Linked DNA regions of Homo sapiens: region 1 is linked to region 2. The links are chromatin loops, found by intact Hi-C in ENCODE. Cell type or tissue: right lobe of liver. All regions are shown on one strand. Each heading gives the region's core, and the rest is flanking DNA. Links, peaks and the distances in the headings are about the cores only. Region 1 holds the start of PAK4-AS1 (PAK4 antisense RNA 1). Region 2 has its middle 8.4 kb from the start of NCCRP1.

Evidence for each region. Peaks named below come from ENCODE experiments on the same cell type or tissue, not always from the same donor. Only the 100,000 strongest peaks of a DNase experiment are listed, where the experiment ranks them.
Region 1: a loop joins it to region 2, with 2.0 times the contacts of the local background. A loop is called at or near these places in 93 of 110 quality-filtered maps.

What each region holds. Positions count from the first base shown.
Region 1 is chr19:39,129,194-39,138,422 of GRCh38, forward strand. The region is part of intron 1 of PAK4 (p21 (RAC1) activated kinase 4); the gene reads left to right. PAK4-AS1 (PAK4 antisense RNA 1) reads right to left here and starts at 7,370. Exons shown (of 2, transcript XR_007067254.1): 1 at 7,229-7,370; 2 at 4,994-6,011. RefSeq lists enhancers at 2,712-3,293, 3,294-3,874, 5,948-6,693. In right lobe of liver, for the core only: no CTCF peak of the experiment used is centred there; no DNase peak of the experiment used is centred there; H3K27ac peaks cover 527 bases.
Region 2 is chr19:39,183,991-39,193,219 of GRCh38, forward strand. No RefSeq gene overlaps it. Among named protein-coding and RNA genes, the nearest start is that of NCCRP1, 8.4 kb to the right of the region's middle. In right lobe of liver, for the core only: a CTCF peak has its summit at 3,434 (motif pointing left); a DNase peak (open chromatin) is centred at 3,431.

The DNA.
Region 1 (9,229 bases), core at 4,354-6,853, 53 kb before region 2:
CACCTGCTCCCCGCTTTGAGCTGAGCATTGGAGTCTGGATGTCTCTTGGTGGGGATGTGTGTAGGCCTGGGACAGGCCATTTGTTTTTCCTGATGGTGTTTCTTTTTGTGATCGTGTCACACAGGAGTTGCCTGTTCACCTGTTGATGGCCACTGAGGTGGTCCGTTGGAGCTATAACCGTGCAGCAGTGGGCCTTCTGGAACGCGTGTTCCTGTAGACCATGGCCAGAGTCTCTCTGGCATATGCCTAGTAGTGGAAAAGCCGGAGCTCCCCGCTTTCCTAGCGGTTGCCAAGTCATGCCCCCAGTGGCTGGACCACTGTGCTCCCCAGCAGGCTCCGGGGCTCCCTTTATTTCAAGTCCTGCTTTGGGCAGCTTTGTGGCCCTCACTGAAACGATTTCCTCGGCCGTGACATGGGAGGTTTATGGGCCCACCCACCCACCCACCAGGCTGTTTGGAAACAGATGGGGAGATGGTTCACACAACTGGCTTAGCTGGGACCTCGTCCCCACTGACTCCCTACAACCACAGGAGAAGAAAGGATGGAAGGGCTTTCACCTTTACCCCCTTGGGCATCCAGGACGGTGACTGCAGCTTTGCCCCAACTGCCCTTGGGGGCAGGTGCCAGGGGTGACAGCTGGGAAAGAGAACTATACTGATTCGAACCTCTCAGGAGGGAGGCAGGGAGGACGGAGGTGAAAGTTGGAGGATGGGTGAGGCCTTGTAACATTCTTTCTGTGTATCTGACTGTTGGTCCCAGTGGTAACCAACACAGCCCAGCTCTACCCTTGTAGATTATAGTACAGTGAAGGAGACAGACCTGCTGTCCCCAGACGGTGACAGCCCAGAGAGGCCAGGGCTGTGAAGGAGAGGCCTAGGCGAGGGTCAGGGCGGGATGTGGGGGGGACCCAGGCAGAAGGGTCAGGGCGGGATGTGGGGGGGACCCAGGCAGAGGGGTCAGGGTGGGGTGGTGGGACCCAGGCAGATGGGTCATGGCGGGATGGGAGCGGGGACCCAGGCAGAGGGATCAGGGTGGGACTGGGGGGGACCCAGGCAGAGTGGTCAGAGAAGGATGGGGAAACCCAGGCAGAGGGGTCAGGGCGGGATGGGGAAACCCAGGCAGAGGGGTTGGGGCTGGATGGTGGGGAGGGGCACAGAGAGGGATTGGGACTGGGATGGAGGCGCAGGGACCGTAGGAAGCCCGAGGAGGCATGTGGCCCAGCGTGGGGAGTTGAGGAGGGCTTTCTGGATAAGATGACATCTGACTGATGAGAACATATGAGCGAGGCTGGAAGGAGGTGGAAAGAATGTAACAGGTCATGGGTACGGAAGTGCCAAGGCCCTGAGGGTCGGAATGACCTCGGAATGGTCGAGGATCATCAGATAGGCCGGTGTAGGCTATGCTGTGCACCCTGACTGTGTGGTAGCCTTGCTCTGCAAAGAGCAGTTAAAGAAATACATAAAATATAAAATAAATAAATAAATAAAAAAGCAAAAAAAAGAAGCCAGTGTGGCTGAGCAGGGGGTGGGGTCAGAGGCTTGGAGGCGGTGTTGGATACAGCAGGGCCTAGCAGAGCCAGGTGGGGTGTGTGGATTCCATTCTGTGCATAATGGGAAGTCATCAGAGGCTTTAGTGACATCTGGTTTTCCCCTTATAAAGATTGCTCAGGCTGCTGTGTGGGGGACGGATCGCGGGGGGTGGCGACAGGGAGGCTGTGGGGAGGCTGCTGTGACAGTCCAAGCAGAAGAGGGTGGAGAAGACGAGGGGACAGTGATGGAGGAGCGTCCTCGTGCCAGCTGAGGTCATCAGCGCTTTACCCCTGTTACCTCACTTCATCTTCACAGCAACCTGTGAAGTAGGTGCTAGTATCATCCTCACTCTAGAGATGAGAAAGGAGGCCCAGAGAGGTACGGGACTTGCTTAAGGTCACACAGCAGGCAGTGGCAGAGGTAGGATTGAACCCCAGGCCTTGGGGCTTCAGTGTCACTGATTACTGGGGCTGCCCTCCCGTGGTTTGGAACTGGCTCGGACAAGACAGGCCTGATTCCTGTTCAGCTGGTTCTTACCCAGGCTCCTTTGTTGACAGAAGTTCCGTGGAGACCTGTTCCCCCTGGGTAGTTTCTGGGCGCTGGGTCCCTACCTCCCTCAGGGCCTCCCTTTCCTTTCTCATCTACTCCTCGTCCCACTGGCTCGTGGTGAGCCAGACTTCCTGGCCAGACACCGGTCAGGGGTGTCCCCAGCAGCTGTTTCTCCCATCACCGAGCCCAGCCCCGCACATGCTGCCAGCAGGAAGCAACCTCCTTCCAAGTCATGGCCAGGGAAGTGGGACCCTTCCCGCCTAGTCACCCATCCGGGGCCAAGGCTTCTTGTCTGCCAGACGCCTTGGCCCACAGGAAGGTTGGAGGGGCCGAGGAGGGTGAGAAGGGGAACACTCTCCCATCCCAGGGGAGCCAGCGCTGGCGGATGCGACAGAAGCCACCGCTCACTGAAGCCTCTCTCCTGGGACCCTCCGGTCCTGCCCCGACCCTTCCCAGGCTGGGAGGCCATCTGCTGCCTTCCCGAGGGGCAGTGGAACTTCCCTGCCAGGGCTGCTCAGTCCACACACATCCCTTAGCCTTTTTCACTAGCTGGGAGCCCCTGGGGAAGAGACAAAGAACTTCCCTGGGCCTCTGATTCCTCACCTGTTACAGGGAGTATTGGTGGCCACCTCTCAGGGCTGTGGGAGGGCGGAAGATCATGTGTGTGCGTCGTGCTTAGCCCGATGCTCAGCACTCAGTAAGTGCTTGGTAAATGTTGAACTTGGTGCGTTCGATGGTTTCCGTCCCTTGCACCCTGTCCCCCTCTGGGTTCTCATCCCGTAGTGAGCTGTAATAACCCCAGCCCCCCGCCCGGGGTCCCAGCTCCACGTGCCAGGCACGCGTGTGCTGTGAGTCTATGAGCATGGTCATGTGGCTGTACCCAGAGACCCTGAGGAGGAGGTGTTTTTAACCTCGTTTCTCTTTTCCCGTGTTTCAATTTTCAGAAAGCACGTTTTTCCTCCATGTGCATGCATTACCTATTCCCCTAAATAATCACTGAAAAACTGCACACAGCACAAAAGGATGTACAGGGACGAGCAAATCTCTTTCCCACCCGCCTGCCAGGCCCTTCCCAGAGATAGCATCATCACCCCCGGTTTCTTTTCTTTCTTTCTTGAAATATTTGTTCCCCCAAGTGCCCGCCCCTCCCTTTTGTTTTTACTCAAATGGAGCGGACTTCCCATGTTTATATTCTGTCCTGTGCTTTGCGTTTCCCACTCCGAAGCTCGCTGTCAGGACACAGAGTGCCGCCTCGTGTCCCACGCACACGCGTGCCCCCACGGACAGCACAGCCATTCTGTGCTGATGGCCATCAGGCCATTCCCATCTTTCCGTGCTGTGAACAGGGCTGCGCCCGCCTGAGTGTGGCTGTGCATATGTCTCTAGGTGTGAGTCTGAGCTTGTGGCCTCGTGGTCTGAGACAGGTGCCCCGTTAACTTTGCCGGTAGTGTTAGTGTTTCACCCTGCTGGGGAGGTTGTCTGGCTCACACTCCCACCCCCCAGTGTCTGATGACACCGGGGTTTCCTCACTCCCTTGCTGGAATAGACGGGTGTCACCTGACATTCTCACCTTTGCCAGTCAGATAGGTGACAAACAGTCTCATCATGGTTCTGATTTTAATCAGAGCAAAGTGGGACAGCTTTGTGTTGTTGAAAGCCATCTTGAGCTTCCTTTTCTTGGAGCTGTCTATTCCTGATAATTTTACTTTCTCTGAGAAGGGGAAACTGAGGCACAGGCCAGCAGTCCCACAGCAAATACGTGGCAGATGTGGCACTCAAACCTTGGCTCCGTTCTGGAGCTCCTAACCCATCTGACACAGAAGAGGTCAAGGGCTTGGCCTCCGGAGCCAGCTTTGTCTCTTACTAGCAGTGTGACCCCAGACAAGTCACATCACCTCTCTGTGCCCGGGTGTCCTCATCTGTAAAATGAGGGTGCTAATGATATCTACTCTTAGAGTTGTTTTGAGGATCTAAATGTATATTCGGCAGGCAAAATGTATAGTAAGTGCTCAAAGACTGTTAGCTGCGTTACTAATAGCCGTATTATTAATATTATAGCTATGTCACCAATAGCCATGTTATTAATATGAGCAGGCACTGTTTGAGTGCTTTCTGTGAACTAACCTACTGGACCCTCCCATCAACTCCAAGACACACGTGTTCTTAGGATCTCCCTTTTCTAGGGAGGAGACTGAGAGCCTGGGGGACCTGGCCCCGTCACAGAGCAAGAGGAACTGGGATTTGGATGCTGGAGGCCTGGCTGGTAATCGCTGTGGCCGCTTCCCCTGCTACCCGGGGCTAAGCCTGAGGGTTACAAAGCTCTCCCTCCTGCTTCCCCCACCCACCTTCTGCTGTCTGCATTCCAGGCAGGCTGCCCAGGAGCTTTCGAGCAGACACCTTGAGGGTTGGGAGCACCGGGTGGGCAGGGTCCTCACCTAGAGAGCTCCCCGTCCCAGACCCTCCCTGCTCCTGCCACCTGTCCTGGGAACTCCTGATAAAGCAGCATTGTGCAGCGGTTTTGAGTTCACTTCCCAGCCCGGTTTTGCCACTCCCACACTTCACTCCCAGAGGCGGAAGGCGGCCGGTCTTCCTGGGCTGCGTGGGGTGCCAGCCCCCCTCCCCTTCCCTTCCCTCCCTCACTGCGCCCACAGTCACCGGTCAGCACTGGCCATGGGGAGAAAGTAGGACCCTGCGGGCCACTGGCCCCTCCACAGACCCGTCCCCAGGTGAAGACCCCTCCCTGCCCTCCCCACAGGAGGCCCCTGTCCTTCTCTCCCGAGGAACCCTCCTTCCCTGCCGCCCACAGGGGCCTCCATAGTTCTGTCGTCCCTTCCCCGCAAATCTTCCACTGCAGCCTGGGCCCACGTTATTTGACTCTCAAATGCTATATATATACACAGCGCTTCTAACTCCACTGCTTTTAAAAAACCTTTAATAATTGTCAATTATAATATGCCCATAGAAAAGTGCATAAAATGCACAGGTAAGTTTAGCAAAGAATTACAAAGTGAACAACGCTTCCCCACCACCTCGGTAAAGACAGAACACAACCTCCCAAAAGCCGCCTGCCCATAACCCCTGTCCATCACGACCACAGTCGTGAGTGCTCTCCTGACCTTGGTGGTCACTGTGTCCTTGCTTTTCCTGATAGTTTTTACCATGAGGTATGCATCCTTGAATTACAGAATGTCATCTTGCCTGCTTTTGAACTTGACATAAATGGAATCTTCCAGTATGTCCTTGTCTGTGCTTTCTTTCGCCCTTAGGCCTGTGAGATCCATCTGTGTGCTGAGTGTATCTGTAGTCATTCATCTTTGTTGCTGTATAATATTCTTTTTTTTTCTTTGACACAGAGTCTCGCTCTGTCACCCAGGCTGGAGTGCAGTGGTGCAATCTTGGCTCACTGCAGCCTCTGCCTCCTGGGTTCAAGCGATTCACCTGCCTCAGCCTCCCGAGTAACTGGGATTACAGGCATACACCGCTATGCCTGGCTAATTTTTTTTTTTAATTTTTAGTAGAGAGGGGGTTTCACCACGTTGGCCAGGCGAGTCTTGAACTCTTGACCTCAGGTGATCCACCCACCTCAGCTTCCCAAAGTGCCGGCATTACAGGCGTGAGCCACTGTGCCCAGCCCCATATAATATTCTGTTCCTCCATCTCCTGCTGCGCTGATGCGAGCCATCTCTTTGTAGCATCTCCTGGGGTGCCGGTGCCTGCGTTTCTTCAGGGAATATACCCAGGAGTGCGTAGCCCAGGGCAGAGGGTGGGGTAGCTTCAGATTTAGTGGGCGCTGCCACACAGCCTCCCAAGGTGGTCAAATCTGTGTATCCTCCTAGCGGTGGTGACTGAGGATCTTAGTTGCTCCACCTCCTCACCAACATTTGGTACCGTCAGACTTTTTGGTTGACCTTGGAACATTTTTATTCTTTTTTCCTGCAAAAGTAACACCACTGGTTATCATCGGGCTGAGCCCCTCATGTTATTTTGTCCTCCCCTTGCTCCTGTCCATTCCGACTCTCACCCATTCTGTGGACAGGAGTCAAGTGCTTATTCTTTTTTTTTTTTTTTTTTTTTTTTTTTTTGAGATGGAGCCTTGCTCTGTCACCAGGGCTGGAGTGCAGCAGCGCGATCTCAGCTCACTGCAACCTCCGCTTCCCAGATCCAAGCCATTCTCCTCCCTCACCCCCTCAAGTAGCTGGGATTACAGGCATGTGCCACCACGCACGGCTAATTTTGTATTTTTAGTAGAGACAGGGTTTTACCATGTTGGCCAGGCAGGTCTCAAACTCCTGACTTCAAGGGATCCACCTGCCTCAGCCTCCCAAGGTGCTGGGATTACAGACGTGAGCCACTGCGCCCTGCCCAAGCGTGTATTCTTTGACCAGCTTTGCGCTGGGGCCCAGCGACTGAAGGGTGAACCCAAACAACAGGCAGCCCTCCCCGAGCTCAGTCCAGTGGGAACACAGACCTCGACTGCAGAGCAACAGAAAGATAAGCCGGGCTGGAGGCTCCCGGCCCCCATCTTCCCACAGTGACCCCATTTTGGGAACAGGAACCCCCATCCCTCGTCTTGTTTCGGGATTAGGCTTCTCCAAATCTGGCACCCTATCACCTTGACTCCTCTCTTGCCCCCCCGCCACATCCAAAGTGTCTGGAAAGCCTGTCACTCTACATGACAATGTAACCTGGTGCTGCGGGCTCCTCTTCCTTGTCACTCCCCTTCCTCGTCATCCCCCTTCTTCGTCACCCCCCTTCCTCGCCACCCCCTTCCTGGTCACACCTCTTCCTCGTCACCCTTCTTCCTTGTCACCCCTCTTCCTCGTCACCCCCCTTCCTCATCATCCCCCTTCCTCGTTACCCCCCTTCCTTGTTACCCTTCTTCCTCGTGGCCCCCTAGTTCAAGCCACCCTCATCTCCCTCCTGGACCATTGAGGCGTGCTCCCTGCTCCCTTCTCCCCCACTGTCCCCACAGTTGTCCGCACACAGCCAGAGGTAGCCGTGCACACCTGGTCAGGGCAGGAACCCTCCCCTGGCTCCACCTCTCCCAGCAGAGAAGCTTGCAAGGTCCCAGGCAACCTGGCCACTTTCCTGCCTGCCCTGCTTCCCTCTTCTCCTGCCACCATTCCTGGAACATTCCAGGCAGGTCCTACCCCGGGGCCTTTGTTCTTGCTGCCCCCTGGGCAGGCAGCACCCTCCTTCCTTCTGTTCAGTCAGCCTCTGCTGACAGTGGCCCCCTTGGGGAGATGTTTCTTCCCGACCATGGGTCCCCAGGAGCAGCCCCTGTCACCCTCCCTCTAGCACCTTCCCCCGGTAACCCTCATGATGGTTACTTCCATTATGACATGTGGGTCTGTTGGTTTATTTTGTCTCCCGGCATAACGTAGCCTCAGGGCATGGGGGTAGGGGTAGAACCACAGGGCCTTGCCCTGCCCCTTGCTATGTTCTCAGGGATTGGAGTGTGGTAGTCTCTCAGTAAATGCTGGTTGACTGACTGACTGACTGACTGACTGAACTGTAGTAAGCTGGGCTGCCAGAGCGTCTAATGGGGACCCGCCCTGGGTGGGGCACACCGGGAAGGTTTTCCTGAGGAGGAAATGCCACTTGAAGGATGAACTTGGCCTCGACTAAGGGAGGAGGCTGAGGCAGCTGCCATTGCAGAGGTCTCCCGGCGGGGGAGTGCAGGGGGCCTTTGAGGAATTGAAGGAAGACAGGTAGGTCGGTTCTTGGGTTGGTCTGGATTCCAGTCTTGACAGCTGCTTGGGCCTCTCTCTGCCTCAGTGTCTTCCTCTCTAGAAGGTGGCTGCTTCAGGTGTTCCTGGACATTCCTGAAGTTCTGCTCCTAACACACTTATCCTGGTGCCTGATACATAAATATAAATGTGATTGTTTATTTTTTTCCAACAAATTTGGTGGAGTGCTGACCCGTGTGGCCTCCAGGGATGCGGTGGTGGATAAACAGACCCGGTTGCCGCCCATTTGGAGCCTGGCCTCTGGAGCCATCTGGGGCACCCCTGCTTGGAGGCAGGAGAAGGCCTGGTGTGACCTTGGGCCCGGGGAGTCCTTATTCTAGATCCGGGAAGCTCTTCAGGGTGATGAATAGGAAAGACGAATGGAGGGTTTGTGCGTGCCGGCCCTGTGTCCCGGCCAGTGCTCCCAAGCTGCTGCCTGGGCCTCCCTGAAATCCCAGGAGGTAGCTGCACCCGTGTGACCCATTTCACAGATTGGGAGGTGAGGGGGGCACCAATGCTAAGTCCTTCGCCCATTTTGCAAACTAGAGTAGATCTGGTGGTGTTTCCTCTGTGGTCTGATGTGTTTTTCTGGTAGCCAGTCAGGTGGGGCAGCTTTCAATTTGTTCTTCCAGACTCCTGTGAAGGAAGGGCCAGTTCAGGTCACTTTCCTTTTTTTTTTTTTTTGAGACAGAGTCTCACTCTGTCACCCAGGCTGGAGTGCAGTGGCACGATCTTGGCTCACTACAACCTCCGCCTGCCGGGTTCAAGCGATTCTCCTGCCTCAGCCTCCGGAGTAGCTGGGACTACAGTCGTGCGCCACCATGCCTGGCTAATTTTTTGTGTTTTTAATAGAGATGAGGCTTTGCCGTGTTAGCCAGGATGGTCTCGATCTCCTGACCTTGTGATCCGCCCACCTTGGCCTCCCAAAGTGCTGGGATTACAGGCGGGAGCCACTGTGCCTAGTGTCTTAGCCATTCCTGAGGTTTTTTTTTTTTTTTTGAGACAGGGTCTTGCTCTGTCACCCAAGCTGGAGTGCAGTGGTTCAAGATTGGCTCACTGCAGCCTCCACCTCCTGGGTTCAAGCAATTCTCTTTCCTCAGCCTCAGTAGCTGGGACTGCAGGTACACGCCACCACCCTGGGCTAATGGGCTAATTTTTTTTATTTTTAGTAGAGGTGGGGTTTCACTATGTTGGCCATCCTGTTCTCAAACTTTTTTTTGTTGTTGTATTTTTATAGAGATGGGATTTCACCATGTTGCCCAGGCTAGTCTCAAACTCCTGAGCTCAAGCCAGCTGCCCGCCTCAGCCTTCCAAAGTGCTGGGATTACAGGCATGAGCCACTGTAATGGGCATCCAGCCCATTCTTGACTTTTTGTAATTCCCTTTAAATATTAGACAAGCATGTTGTCAGTGTATGTACGT
Region 2 (9,229 bases), core at 2,300-4,799:
GAGGTGGGTGGATCACCTGAGTTTAGGAGTTCCAGACCAGCCTGGCCGACATGGTGAAACCCCGTCTCTACTAAGAATACAAAAATTAGCCACGCATGGTGGCGGGCGCTTGTAATCCCAGCTACTCGGGAGGCTGAGGCAGGAGAACTGCTTGAACCTGGGAGGTGGAGGTTGCAGTGAGCCAAGATCGTGCCATTGCACACCAGCCTGGGCAACGAGCGAAACTCCATCTCAAAAACAAAAAACATTGATCGAAGTCTGGCTGTGTTCAGGGGCTTTGCTAAGCTCCTAGTTTTGCGCCATTTAACTCCTGTAGTGGTTACCACCCCCCAAGGAAAAGGTTCCCCCCACCAAAAAAAAAAATAGATTCCCCCCCACTCACAAAAAAAGATAGGTCCACGGAAAATCTGTGAGTGTGGCCTTATTTGGGAAAAGGGTCTTTGCAGATGTGTCCTGAGTTAAGGATCTGGAAATGAGGTCACCCTGGTGTATCCGGGTGGGCTCTTATCTACTGAAAAGTGTCCTTTAGAGAAATGCAGAGGAGATTTGGGGCACACAGAGAAGCAGCCATGAGTCAGGAAAAGCCAGGGGCCTTCCAGGAGAAGCCAGAAGGGGCCAGGAAGCAATCTGTCCTGAAGGCTTCAGAGGGAGGAGAGCCCTGTCCACACCTGCACTTCAGACTTCGGCTTCCAGAACTGAGAGAATACAGCCAGGCATGGAGGCTCACGCCTGTAATCCCAACACTTTGGGAGGCCAAGGCAGGTGAATCACTTGAGGCCAGGAGTTCGAAACCAGCCTGGCCAACATGGCGAAAACCTGTCTCTACTAAAAACACAAAAATTAGCCGGGTGTGGTGGTGGGCACCTGTAATCCCAGCTACTCAGGAGGCAGAGGCAGGAGAATTGCTTGAACCTGGGAGGCAGAGATTGCAGTGAGCCGAGATCGCACCACTGCACTCCAGCCTGGGCAACAGAGCGAGACTCGTCCTCAAAACAACAACAACAACAACAAACCAGAACTGAGAGAATACATGGCTGCTGTTTCAAGCCACCACGCTGGGAATTTGTGATCGCAGCCCAGGAAACATGACCCTCGTAGCCGCCTTCTGCGGAACTACTGTACCTTCCTTGGCCTGTTTCACAGATGAGAGACAGGAACAAAGATGTCAACCTGAGGTCACAGAGCCAGAAAGTGATAGAGGCAGGATTCGAATCCTGGCATCGGGCCTGGGAGTTCCTGCATATCCTCACCATGCAGCACTGAGAAGTGGGTCAGGGCTCCCTTCACTACCCCACTTGTGGGACCACAGTTACCAACAGAGAAGTGCCTGTGTCTTCCCAGGTGGCTGGTCACGGAAGGAGGGCAGGCCCCAAGCCGCAGACTCCAAAAGGGAGGCTGTCGTCCTAGGGTGATCCATGGAGACTTGGGGTGGAGAGGTGTTGGCTGGGGGATGAGATGGGGCAGCAAGCAGGGTCCTGGACTGCCCTTGGGGGACACGGGGGCAGCTCAGAGCCACGCTTGGGGACTGCTGGATTATACGAAGGTGAACTCTCTGTTCCCTCCTCTCCCTGCATCTTTTTTCTTTTCTTTTTTTTTGAGATGGAGTCTCGCTCTGTCGCCCAGGCTGAAGTGCAGTGTCGAGACCTTGGCTCACTGCAACCTCTGCCTCCTGGGTTCAAGCAATTCTCCTGCCTCAGCCACCTGAGTAGCTGGGATTACAGGCACAGGCCACCACGCCCGGCTAATTTTTGTATTTTTAGTACAGACGAGGTTTCACCATGTTGGCCAGGCTGGTTTCGAACTCCTGACCTCAAGTTATCTGCGCGCCTCAGCCTCCAAAGTGGTGGAATTACAGGCATGAGCCACCGCGCCCAGCCTCCTCCTACGTCTTTGTCTCTGCCTTCCTTTGTCTCTCTCTTTCATTCTCCTGCTTAGTCTTTTTCATTATTTGAACAGGTGGCCCAAGCCCATGGTACAAAATGTAAAAGATCCCAAAGGGAATAAATGGGAAAATCAGCCTCCCTCCCACCTTACCTCCTTCCCCATGCCCAGCCTCTCAGTTCTGCTCCCCAGAGGCAGCCACTGATACAAGTTTCTTGTGCTTCCTTCCAGATATGTCTGCATGTACCAGGAAATACTTACATGCATATACAGACATGTATTTTCCTTCATACAGATAGCATAATGGGCCAGGCACGGTGGCTCATGCCTATAATCCCAGCACTTTGGGAGGCTGAGGCGGGTGGATCACCTGGAGTCAGGAGTTCGAGACCAGCCTGACCAACATGGTAAAACCCCGTCTCTACTAAAAGTACAAAAATTAGCCGGGCATGGTGGCTTGCGCCTGTAATCCCAGCTACTTGGGAGGCTGAGGCCGGAGAATCACTTGAACCCGGGAGGCAGAAGTTGCAGTGAGCCGAGATTGTGCCATTGCACTCCAGCCTGGGCGACAGAGAGTCTGTCTCAAAAAATAAAAATAAAAAAAATGTTGAATGTTGGCATAACGGGCACATCCCTCTGCCCCTTACTTTTTCCTACTTAACAATGTATCTTGGTGGTTGTTCCCTGCTGGTACATAAAAAGCAATTTTGATCCTGTTAGCGGCTGTGTAATATTCCATTGAACAGAGGAACCATGAATGATAGGAACAGCCACTGTCACTGGACATTTAGGGGGCTTGGAGTCGTTTGGTGTTTTTTATTTTATTTTGTTTTTTATTTTATTTTGAGACAAGGTCTCACTCGCTCTGTCGCCCAGCCTGGAGTGTAGTGGCACAATCTCAGCTCACTGCAACCTCCGCCTCCTGGGCTCAAGTGATTCTCCCACCTCAGCCTCTCAAGTAGCTAGGATTACAGGTATGTGCCACCACGCCTGGCTAATTTTTTTATTTTATTTTATTTTATTTTTTATTTATTTATTTTTTTGAGATGGAGTCTCGCTCTGTCGCCCAGGCTGGAGTGCAGTGGCGTGATCTCGGCTCACTGCAAGCTCTGCCTCCCGGGTTCACGCCATTCTCCTGCCTCAGCCTCCCAAGTAGCTGGGGCTACAGGTGCCCGCCACCACGCCCAGCTAATTTTTTTGTATTTTTAGGAGAGACTGGGTTTCACCGTGTTAGCCAGGATGGTCTCGATCTCCTGACCTCGTGATCCACCCGCCTCGGCCTCCCGAAGTCCTGGGATTACAGGCGTGAGCCACCGTGCCCGGCCAATTTTTTTCTTTTTTGTAGAGATGGGGTTTCACCATGTTGCCCAGGCTGTTCTGGAACTCTTGAGCTCAAGCGATCCTCCCGTCTTGGCCTCCCAAAGTGTTGGGATTACAGGGGCCCTCTCTTCCTGTTTTCTGGCTCTTTGTGTATCTTGTTGCTGTCTCTGCCTCTCCCTGTCCACACTCTTCCCTCCTTCTATCCAACCTCAGTCCTGCCTCTCTGTCGCCCCCTGCAGGGTGAAGTGGGCTCACTGCCCCTCCAACCTCACAAACCTCTGTGGTTTGTATCTGGGGCAGACAGCACCCACCCCAGCCCACCTTTCTACTACCCCTGCCCCCTCCCGACCTGGCTGCACTTTCCCACCCTCCACAGCCCTGATAGAGAGCCCAGGATCTGCTCCCCCAGCCCCAGGTGCCCACCCTCCAGGACCCCTGCCCTTCCCCCTCTACCAGCAGGCTTGGGCCCCAGGACGTGCTGACTCCTGGGGGTGACAGGTTTTGCAGCAGGTGCAGTGGGAGCTAGGCTTGGGCAAGTTGGAAGCGGTGCCTCGGCTGGGTCAGAGCCTCTTCCTCCTGCCGCCCAGCCGGGCCTTCCTGCCCTCCCTGCCCAGCAAGCAGAGCAACGTCAGGTCAGCCCTGGGCTGGGGACAGACAATAAACAGACCTGCCCAAGGCCCTGCCCTGGTGAGGATGACATTCGGGCAGGGTGAGAGACTGTGATCCAGTGACAGCCACACGCACAGAGGTATTTACAAAGCATGCTGAATGCAAGAAAGGACGAATGGGGTGTGATAGAGAATAGCAGGGAAGGGGAATTTATCTGGCCTGGGGATGGCCCAGCTCTCTTTCTTTGTACCAGTAGAGAACAATCACCAAACCATCTTGTTAGGCAGAAAAAAGCAAGAAGGGTGTGTGCCGTATGACAAGGTGACTTGTTTTGTTTTGTTGAGACAGTCTCTGTCACCCAGGCTGGAGTGCAGCGGCACGATCTTGGCTCACTGCAGCCTCGACTTCCCAGGCTCAAGTGATCCTCCCACCTCAGCCTCCGAAGTAGGTGGAACCAGAGGCACTTCCCACCATGCCTGTTTTTTTTTGTTGTTGTTTGTTTGTTTTTGGTAGAGACAGGGGTCTCGCTATGTTGCCCAGGCTTGTCTCAAACTCCTGAGCTCAAGCCATCCTCCTACCTCAGCCTCCCAAAGTGCTATAATTACAGGCACTGCACCAGGCCAGTTTTTTTGTTTTGTTTTGTTTTGTTGAGACGGAGTCTTGCTCTGTCACCCAGGCTGGAGTGCAGTGGCACTATCTCAGCTCACTGCAACCTCTGCCTCCCAGGCTCAAGCGATTCTCCTGCCTCAGCCTCCTGAGTAGCTGGGATTACAGGCATGCACCACCATGCCTCGCTAGTTGTTGTATTTTTGGTAGAAACGGGGTTTCGCCATGTTGGCCAGGCTGGTCTTGAACTCCTGACCTCAAGTGATCCGCCTGCCTCAGCCTCCCAAAGTGCCCGGATTACAGGTGTGAGCCACCATGCCCGGCCATTGGCCGGCTTTTATTATTTCATCTAGTTCCCTGGTTGTCGACAAGGTGATGCTTCCCAGATTTTCATCTCAGCCCCGACCCCTCTCTCAGACTCCAGCCGGTACATCCAGTTGCCCCTGGCATCACCCCTGCGGATACCTCGTACTTCACATATATGCATGGAGTACTTGATTTCCCAAGAACCCCCTCAAAGAGCTGCCCCATTCTGTCTGACCTCATCTCCCCTTCATTCTCTTCACCCCACACTGGCCTCCGTGCTCTTCCCCAACCCACCAAACCCCGTCGCACCTCAAGGCCTTTGCACTGACTGTTTCCTCTCCCAGAATGCTCCTCTCCTAGGCCTTTGTGCAGCTAATTCCTTCCCCTTCTTCAGGTTTCTGCTCAAATATCACCTCCTCCGAGAAGCCCTCCCTGACCACCCCAACTAGGCAAGGCTTCCACCTGCTCTTCTCTGCCCTGACAGCGCATTCTTCACCTTCAAGGCACTTAGTGCTGTTTGTCAATTAACTAGTTACTTGTTGAATTGTAACTAGTTAATTGACATCCCTTCCCCCACAAGGCTGCAAGCCCCGTGGGGACAGGAATGGTGTCTGTTCTTTCACCACATTACACCCCAGTGCACAGGGCTTGGCCATTGAAGGCATCTCATAAACATCTGTTGAAAGAACAGGTGGTAGAAAGCAATGAGAGGCTCCGGACCTTGTTTGCTTTATAAAAATTATATTTTTTATCAGCCTGGGTAACATGGGGAGACCCCCATCTCTACAAAACATTTAAAAATTAACTGGGCATGGTGGTGTGTGCCTGTGGTCCCAGCTACTTGGGAGGCTGAGGTGGGAGAATCACTTGAGCCCAGGAGGTTGAGGTTACAGTGAGCTATGGTGGTGCCACTGCACTACAGCCTGGTGACAGAGAGAAACCCTGTCTCAAAAAAAAAATTACACTTAGGCTGGATGTAGTGGCTCATACCTGTAATCCCAGCACTTTGGGAGGCCACAGTGGGTGGATCACCTGAGATCAGGAGTTGGAGACCAGCCTGGGCAACATGGTGAAACCTCGTCTCTAGTAAAAATACAAAAAAAAATTATTTGGGCGTGGTGTCACATGCCTGTAATCCCAGTTACTGGGGAGGCTGAGGCAGGAGAATGGCTTGAACTTAAGAGGCAGAGGTTGCAGTGAGCCGAGATTGCACCACTGCACTCCAGTCTGGGCAACAGAGTGAGACTGTCTCAAAAATTACACTTAAAAGTGTAATAGGCTGGGCACAGTGGCTCATGCCTGTAATCCCAGCACTTTGGGAGGCTGAGGTGAGCAGATCACTTGAGGTCAGGAGTTTGAGAACAACCTGGCCAACATGGTGAAACCCCATCTCTAGTAAAAATACAAAAATTAGCTGGGTGTGGTGGCAGGTGCCTGTAATCCCAGCTACTCGGGAGGCTGAGGCAGGAGAATCGCTCCAACCCGGGAGGTGGAGGTTGCAGTGAGCCAAGATCGTGCCACTGCACTCCAGTCTGGGTGACAGGGCGAGACTCCATCTCAGGAAAAAAAAAAAAAAAGTGTAATACTTAAAAGAAGTAATACGCATAAGTGATACCAAATCCAAAAGTTTCAAAGGACATAGAGTACAAAGTCATTGTCCCCACCTTGCCTGTCTCGGACGCCACCAGATCTCGCCCGCAGAGTCACTTTCTGGAAGAGATCTGACAAATCTTCATTTTATATACATATATATATATATATATATATATGTATGTATATTTTCTTCTTCTTTTTCTTCTTCGGCATCCATTTTGAAGCACAAGGCCCACTGTTCCATATCTTGCTCTTCTACTTAATAACTGCCTCGTAGATACTTTCTTATTAGCAACATAGAGAGAATTGGCATACTGTTTTTGTTTTGTTTCTTATTGAGGTATAATTTACATACAATAAACTACGCCCATTTTAAATCTACAGTTTGCTGAATTTTGACAAATGTATACACCCATATAATGACAACTGCAATTAAAATGGAACTTTCTCATCAGCCCACAGCATTTACTCTTGTGCCTTTTTGTAGTTAAGCCCCACCAGCCTCGTGAAATTACAGACCTGCTGTATCTGATTCTAGATTAGTTTTGCTTTTTCCAGAACTTTAGATAACTGGAATCACATAGTCGGTACTCTTTTATGTCTGGCTTCTTTCTTTCCTTTTTCTTTATTGTTCTTTTGTTTATTTATTTACTTTGAGTCGGAGTTTCACTCTGTCGCCAAGGCGACACTGAGCAGTGGTGCAATTTTGGCTCACTGCAACCTCTGCCTCCCGAGTTCAAGCGACTCTCGTGCCTCCCGAGTGGCTGGGATTACAGGCGTGCATCAACGCTTGGCTAATTTTTGTATTATTAGTAGAGACAGGGCTTCATCATGTTGGCCAGACTGGTCTTGAACTCCTGAGCTCAGGTGATTCGCCCGTCTCGGTGTCCCAAAGCGTTGGGATTACAGGCGTGATCCGCCGCGCCCGGCTTTCTTTTTTCTTTATGCTCTAAAATCTATCACTGGCCAGGCCTAGTGGCTCACACCTATAATCCCAGCACTTTGGTAAGTCGAGGCAGGACTATCTCTTGAGCCCGGGAATGTGAGACCAGCCTGGGCAACACAGTGAGACTCCCATCACTACAAAAAATACAAAATTTGTAAAATAAATAAATTTTAAAAATGTATCACTGTATTGCCTGGCTTCTTTCATTCATCACAATGTGTTTGAGAGTCATCTGTGTTTTGTATGTACCCATAGATCATTCCTGGGCTGGGCGTGGTGGCTCACACCTGTAATCTAACACTTTGGGAGGCCGAGGCGGGAGGATTGCTTGAGCTCAGGAGTTCGAGACCAGCCTGGGCAACATGAGGAGACTCCCTGTCTCTACAAAAAAATACAAAAATTAGTTGGGCTTGGTGGTGTGTGTTTGTGGTCCCAGCTACTTGGGAGGCTGAAGCAGGAGGATCGTTTGAGCCCAGGAGATGGAGGTTGCATTAAGCCGAGATCGTGCCCCTGGACTTCAGCCTGGGAGACAGAGCCAGACCCTGTCTCAAAAAAAAAAAAAAAAAAAAAAAAAAAGGTGATTCCTCTCCTTGCTGAAGTGTGCTCCATTGTGGCCATTCCAGTTAGTTTATGCACCCACTCGTTGCTGGGCACTCGGGTTCCCCTCAGTTTGCAGCTGTTATGAAAAAGTACCGTGACCAGGTCTCTGTGTGGACAATGTTTTCATTTCCCTTGGCTAACTACTTCAGAGCAGGGTCACTGTGTCGTAGGTTGTGCATATTTTTTGTTTTATAAGAAATTGTCGGCCAGGTGCAGGAGCTCATGCCTGTAATCCCAACACTTTGGGAGGCCGGGGCGGGTGGATCACAAGATCAGGAGTTCAAGACCAGCCTGGCCAATATGGTGAAACCTCATCTCTACTAAAAATACAAAAAAATTAGCTGGGTGTGGTGGTGCATGCCTGTAATCTCAGCTACTCAGGAGGCTGAGGCAGGAGAATCGCTTGAACCTGGGAGTCGGGAAGTTACAGTGAGCCAAGATCACGCCACTGCACTCTAGCCTGGGCGACAGAGCAAGACTCTGTCTAAAAAAAAGAAAAAAAAGAAAAGAAATTGTGCAATCCTTTTCCAACGTGGTCATACCACTGCTCGTGCTTTCTGTACTTCGTGATATATGAGACGTGGCTTTGGGGAAGAGGGACTGTGTTGGTCACCCAGGCTTTGACGTATTTGGGAAATAGCCTGTCGGGGCTGAACCCCCATATTAGGGACTTTACCATCCCCCTGCTGGAGAGAGGGGGACGTTTGGGACTTATTGTTAGAATGCACTTGGAGGCCGGGTGCAGTGTGGTTCACCCCTGTCATCCCAGCACTTTGGGAGGCCGAGGCTGCAGTGAGCTGTGATCAGCATCACTGCACTCCAGCCTGGGCAACAGGGAAAGATCCTAACTCAAATAATAATAATAATAATAATAATAATAATAATAATAATGCACTTGGCTTTGCAGGGCCCAGCTGTGGCCCTGGATCCCTTGGATTGAAGTAAAAGGGTTTCTCATAGATTCTGGGGCCCATCACAATTACTGAAGCCGGCTCCTTGGAAATAAATGCACATTTCTCAGAGGCTCCCTGGGTGAATCTGACAGAACCTGCCCTAAAGTTTGGGAACCGCTGAGTTTGGGAACCACAAAAGCCCTGAGATGCAAGAGAACAGGTCCTGGAGGCAGAGACCAGAAACCCAGGACCTTGGATGCTGGCCAAAGAGATGGGATTTTTCTCCTGAGGGCACTGGGGAGTCATGGAGGGCTTAACTGGGGGAGTGACACAGTTCAGGCTTTAGTCCAACCCCTGTGGCTGTCATGTGTATGGGTGTGTGTGGAACAGATGTGAGCGAGGCACCCAGAAAGGAGATCATGTGAAAACCACAGCCAGGGTAGGGGTAGGCAGGAGGGGATGTCAATCTCTACAG